2 separate regions of the Homo sapiens genome follow, and region 2 is linked to region 1. A link is an interaction called in ENCODE POLR2A ChIA-PET data of the cell type or tissue named here. Cell type or tissue: OCI-LY7. All regions are shown on one strand. Each heading gives the region's core, and the rest is flanking DNA. Links, peaks and the distances in the headings are about the cores only. Region 1 has its middle 15 kb from the start of LINC01883. Region 2 overlaps ATL2 (atlastin GTPase 2).

What was found. Peaks named below come from ENCODE experiments on the same cell type or tissue, not always from the same donor. Only the 100,000 strongest peaks of a DNase experiment are listed, where the experiment ranks them.
Region 2: POLR2A ChIA-PET joins it to region 1 with 10 read pairs; 7 of 35 experiments call an interaction of 5 or more read pairs at or near these places.

Annotation. Positions count from the first base shown.
Region 1 is chr2:38,414,779-38,417,695 of GRCh38, reverse strand. No RefSeq gene overlaps it. Among named protein-coding and RNA genes, the nearest start is that of LINC01883, 15 kb to the left of the region's middle. In OCI-LY7, for the core only: no CTCF peak of the experiment used is centred there; DNase peaks (open chromatin) are centred at 855 and 1,725; H3K4me3 peaks cover 1,637 bases; H3K27ac peaks cover 2,500 bases.
Region 2 is chr2:38,357,491-38,360,407 of GRCh38, reverse strand. The region is part of intron 1 of ATL2 (atlastin GTPase 2); the gene reads left to right. Among named protein-coding and RNA genes, the nearest start is that of ATL2, 18 kb to the left of the region's middle. In OCI-LY7, for the core only: no CTCF peak of the experiment used is centred there; no DNase peak of the experiment used is centred there.

The DNA.
Region 1 (2,917 bases), core at 195-2,694:
CTTAGTTGGGATTAAGTTGCCCCTTGCCTTCTTCCCTGCAGACTGGACAGCAATATTGAATTGTTGGACAGTAGCACACTGGAAGAGCTGAACAGCATTACTGAAAAACGCCCTTCTTTCAGAGAACTTTTGTTCACTCTGTCGAAGATGAGGTCCAAGACTCTAGGACTTCAGCATCTGTGCTGGTAGACAGTGCTTATGCTAACCTCCTCTCCTATGAGGGAATCCCTTGTGGAATGTGTCAGGGAGGGGGTCAGTCAGCCACCAATGGAACCCTCCCACTGCCAGGGACTCACTTCTTCCTGACACCTACCTCATTGTTGGGGACTCAGGACAGCTTTTCTTACTCTGCCCTGAAATCTGCCTCCCTTTTATTTTTACCTATTGATATTTCTACCCAGTAAGAGTTATTCTGTGTTAGGCCAGGCGTGGTGGCTCACACCTGTAATCCCAACACTTTGGGAGGCTGAGGTGGGCAGATCACCTGAGGTAAGGAGTTGGAGACCAGCCTGGCAAACATGATGAAACCACGTCTCTAATAAAAATACAAAAATTAGCCAGGTGTGGTGGTGTGCACCTGTAGTCCCAGCTACTGAGGAGTCTGAGGCAGGAGAATCGCTTGAACCTGGGAAGCAGAGGTTGCAGTGAGCCAAAACTGTGCCACTGCACTCCAGCCTGGGCGACAAGAGTGAAACTCTGTCTCAAAAATTAAAAAAAAAAAAAAAAAAAAAGGAGTAGTCATTCTGTGTTACTGAATTTTAGGGAGTAAGACCAAAGACTTCTTCTTGCTTCCTTTTTATACCTTGCAGAAATCATCACACTTGCAATGCTTTTTCACATCTGGTTTTCTTGCTATGCTGTGCAGGCACATTTGACTTCTTTCTAGCTGCTCTCCCATGGCTAGCAAGTGTCTGGCCCATGTTTGGTGTCTGAGAAATGTGTGAGAAATGAATGAATGAGTGAATGAACAAAATCCATTTCTACTACATTACAGCTTTTCAAATATTGAGAGAGTTGTTAGATTGTTTCTCCTATTCTCCATCTTTTTTTTCCAACAAACTAATTACTCTTCAACAGTTCCTTGCATTTTCAGACCCACTTTGTCTTGTCAACTTCCTTTGCCAGTATTAATTCGTATTAAATTGTGGCTTTGGCCAGGCGTGGTGGCTCATGCCTGTAATCCCAGCACTTTGGGAAGCCGAGGCGGGTGAATCACTTGAGGTCAGGAGTTCAAGTACAGGCTGGCCAACATGGGAAACCCTTGTCTCCACTAAAAATTTAAAAAATTAGCCAGGCGTGGTGGCAGGCACCTGTAATCCCAGCTACTAGGGATGCTGAGACACGAGAATTACTTGAACCCAGGAAGCAGAGGTTGCAGTGAGCCGAGATCACGCCACTACACTCCAGCCTGGGTGATGGAGCAAGACTCCGTCAAAAAAAAAAAAAAAAATGTGGCTTTTACAAGTGTTCACAACACCCCAGACAAGGTGTCACTGGGGTGGAGTAGCGTGGGATCATCTTGTGGACACCATGAGCCTTTTATTTAAAGAAGGCTCCATGAATTCCTTCCAATATTTTTATGACTGTTCCTACTCAGACAAAGAAGGATGTCATGTCACTGGATTTGGAGCCAGAACGTAGCTGAGTGTACATTTGAGTTCTGCCACTTGCACCTGTGCTCTTGTGTAATTTGTCCTTTTTGCATTTTAGATTCAGCAGCTGTAAACTGAAGCTAATTCTACAAATCCTTTGTGAAGGTGGACCAAAATAACATATGTAAAGTCCCTGACACATTTCCTGACCTGTGCATAGTAGACACTCAATACATGGGCGCTATAACTATGTTTCATGATCTCTGATTGGGGTAATATCAAGGGAGTCAGTTAGATTAAGGCTATATTCACATTTAATTAGAGTACACAATAGTTAAAGTATGCTAATAAAGAGACCCCTAGAGCTTTGGATATGAAAAAAATCAATGCATATTCTGCATTCAAAAAGCAAAGTCTGTAGCAACTATAAGATCATTTAAATGAACATGATAATACTCTTTTGAGACTTCCCAGAAGTTTTTATAATATAATCTGTTTAGTTCAGGTAAGTCCGGTTTCATCCACAGGGGAACAGAGGCAAGGAAATATATAAGGTGATACACACCTGGTAGGTTTTGCTGTTTCACTGGGCTACAAAGTAGGCCATAGAACCATCTAATATGATTTATAGTAGACTGGAAGGGCAGGATACAACGCAATGCTCCCACCAACTTCAGAGCCACTGGAAGAGCAGAAGAGTGATGGAGAATGTGGAGGCCTGTTGCCTGGGACTAGTTTTCTCCTCTTCCTTTATGCTTGAACAGTTAGGCACAGGTCCATGCTCAGAGATCTCTGCCAAATGCTTACAGAGGGTACCTAGAATTGTCTGCCTGACCTTTGCCTTCTAGTACATCGACTAAAAGGAATTGCTCCAAGCTTTAGACTGCAGCGAGATAGTGAATGTTTTTAGCTCCAAGGTACCTGAGCTCAGCCAGCTGAGAGAGGCCATCTCTTGGCTGGCCTGTTTGATAACAGAGGACATGCTATGTGCAGCTCATTTGTGCTCTAAGGCCTATGGAGAATAACGGCCTGAGGGCCTGGAGTTGGGACTCATAGAATCATTCCTCTTCTGTTTATGTTACTGGTCTGATCATCTTAGATGAGCAGAAGTTACAGTTGGTCTGCTATTTGTCCATTATCTCCTATCCCTCCCTGGTTTTTACACAGTAAGGCCATTTCATTTAGTGGTCTCTCAAGTGTGGGGAGGGGCCCAGTTTGGGGCATGTGGATATTCGCTCTCACTTACCACTTTGTTTATAGAACTCTGTCCTTGGCCTTGGAGAAAGTTCTTCAAGATCAGGAATGGTGAGGGTAGACGGAGAAAT
Region 2 (2,917 bases), core at 104-2,603, 57 kb after region 1:
AAGCTGAGATGGGAGGATGTCTTGAGCCTTGGGGGTCAAGGCCACAGTGAGCTGTGATTGTGCCACTGTACTGCAGCCTGGGCATCAGAGCAAGACCCCATCTCAAAACAAATAAGCAAAACACCCAAAATCTTAAAAAAAAAAAAAAGAATCCCCTGAGCCATCGCTTATTCTAGAATCTCCTGACTAGCTAACAAAGTTGACTTCCTAAATTTTAACGTCATTTAAAATACCAAATTTAAATTTACTTTAGTATTCTTTTTTTTTTTTTTTTTTTTTGAAATGGAGCCTTGCTCTGCCCAGGCTAGAGTACAGTGGACGACGATCTCATCTCACTGCAACCTCTACCTCCCAGGTTCAAGTGATTCTCGTGTCTCAGCCTCCCAAGTAGCTGGGATTACAGGCATCTGCCACCACGCCCAGCTATTTTTTTGGTATTTTTAGTAGAGACGGGGTTTCACCATATTGGCCAGGCTGGTTTTGAACTCCTGACCCCAAGTGATCCACCTGCCTCGGCCTCCCAAAGGGCTAGGATTACAGGCGTGAGCCACCGCGCCCGGCCAACTTTAGTATTTTTTTTAAGTACACTTACATATTCAGGTGTATGCTTTTAAGAACTGGGTAATATTTGATGACAAACTTTGGGGAAAAATACTTTTGAGTTTATACATTTATAAACCATTTTACATTTTTCTTCGTCTATTTTAATAAATGCATAAAAGTATTTTTTGCCTTAGTGTTCTTTAAGTGGGAACAGCAAAAATTCTGTGACATCAGTGGTAGTTACTATGGAAACGGGGTACATTTCAAGTGGAAAATAGTATGTGAATCCTATAGGAAAAACAACTCTTTGTTTCCTGATTTAATAGTAATGAAGGAAGGAGATGAATGGTATTATATACTCTTTAAAGCATTTTTTTTTTTTTTTTTGAGATGGAGTCTGGTTCTGTCACTGAGGCTGGAGTGCAATGGCGGGATCTTGTCTCACTGCAACCTCCCTCTCCCGGGCTCTGGGGTTCAAGTGATTCTTCTGCCTCAGCCTCCCAAATAGCTGGGATTACAGGCGTGTGGCACCACGCCTGGCTAATTTTTGTATTTTTAGTGGAGACAGGGTTTCACCATGTTGGCCAGGCTGGTCTGGAACGCCTGACCTCAGGTGATCCACCCACCTCGGCCTCCCAAAGTGCTAGGATTACAGGCGTGAGCCACTGCAGCTGCCCTCTTTAAAGCATTTTTAAAAGTCTATTTTAGGATGGTCTTTTGTTGTTGGCTAGAAAGGGACAAGTCTAAGGGAGAAAATATTTGATAACTGAAATTGTTAATAAGTCGTTTCCTGGAGTCTTTAAAATTTTTGTTTTTGTAATTTGCATTGTAGTTCTAATTTTATATGAGAGAAATATGAGTTTATAAGTTCTTAATGTTTTACAGGACCAGATTATAAGTTAAAATATTTTCTTGTAGTATCTGTTTGACTAGTAGCTGTTTTTTTCCTTCAAAAAAAATTTATCGAAGTCCAAGTTTGTGTCTTTGTCAGTACTTGTAATACTTGTATCCCAGGCTGCAATAGTCTTGTGGGGGAGACCCAGCACTGTTATAAAAGCTCACCCAGGTGATTGGATGAGCTAGACTAATAGTTTAATAGAGCTAAACTAGCTGATAGTTTTCAATCCTAGCCGTATATCATGTTAACGTTTTAAAATAATTTTTTTTTTTTTTCAGACGGAGTCTCGCTCTGTCGCCCAGGCTGGGGTGCAGTGGCACGGTCTCGGCTCACTGCAAGCTCCGCCTCTTGGGTCCACGCCATTCTCCGGCCTCAGCCTCCTGAGTATCTGGGACTACAGGCGCCTGCCACCGTGTCCGGCTTACTTTTTTTGTATTTTTAATAGAGACGGGGTTTCCCTGTGGTCTCGATCTCCTGACCTCGTGATCCGCCCGCCTTGGCCTCCCAAAGTGCTGGGATTACAGGTGTGAGCCACCGCGCCCAGCCATTTTAAAATAATTTCTATAGCTTTTTCCTTTTTTAAGTAGAGATTGTTTTATGTACCTCGACTTTTTTGAACTTTGGTATATCAAACCCTTGATAGCAACCCTGGAGTGGTTAGTTGTATCACAGTATTAGCAGTCTCCCAGGAAAAATAGAGCATTACAGTTTAGCTTGAAAACTTTTTTTCTTCCTTGAAAATTTTATTTTAATATTGTTAGAAACTACATGAAATAGAATTAAATGAATGACACTTACATCCTAAACACTTGTGAAATAGAGTGACCCTTGTTAGTCCATATATCCTGAGGACCAGCAATTTTGGCATCATCTTGGATTGATAATAATGCAGTTTCAAGCTCAATCCCAGTTTTATTGAATCAGGATATGCATTTTAACAAGATACTCAGGTGATGTGTATTCATGTTAAGCTTGACTAGCACTGCTGTGGAGGAAATAACACTAAATAAGACCTGGCCTTGATTTCCCCCCAAACAGTGGTTTAATTGTATGTTTTTCTTATTTTTAAAATGAGTAAATTGGGCTGCATAATCTATAAAGCCTGTGGGAGTGATGTAATAGTTTTAATTTTAAGTATTGAGGCTAATTTTTAAGCATATGTACTAGAACTTGAATGTTGTCATGTATCTTGATATATATTCTAGGGTGTATATGTATGTTCTATTAATGCCTAAAACCTTGTAGTTCTTGGAAAATGCTTTTCCTCCCCAATATAAAAAAGTATCTCTAGAGGTTTTTTTTTTTTTTTTTTTTTGAGACGGAGTCTTGCTCTGTCACGCAGGCTGGAGTGCAGTGGTGCGATCTTGGCTCACTGCAAGCTCCGCCTCCCGGGTTCAAGCGATTCTTCTGCCTCAGCCTCCTGAATAGCTGGGACTACAGGTGTGCCACCACGCCCAGCTAATTTTTGTATTTTTA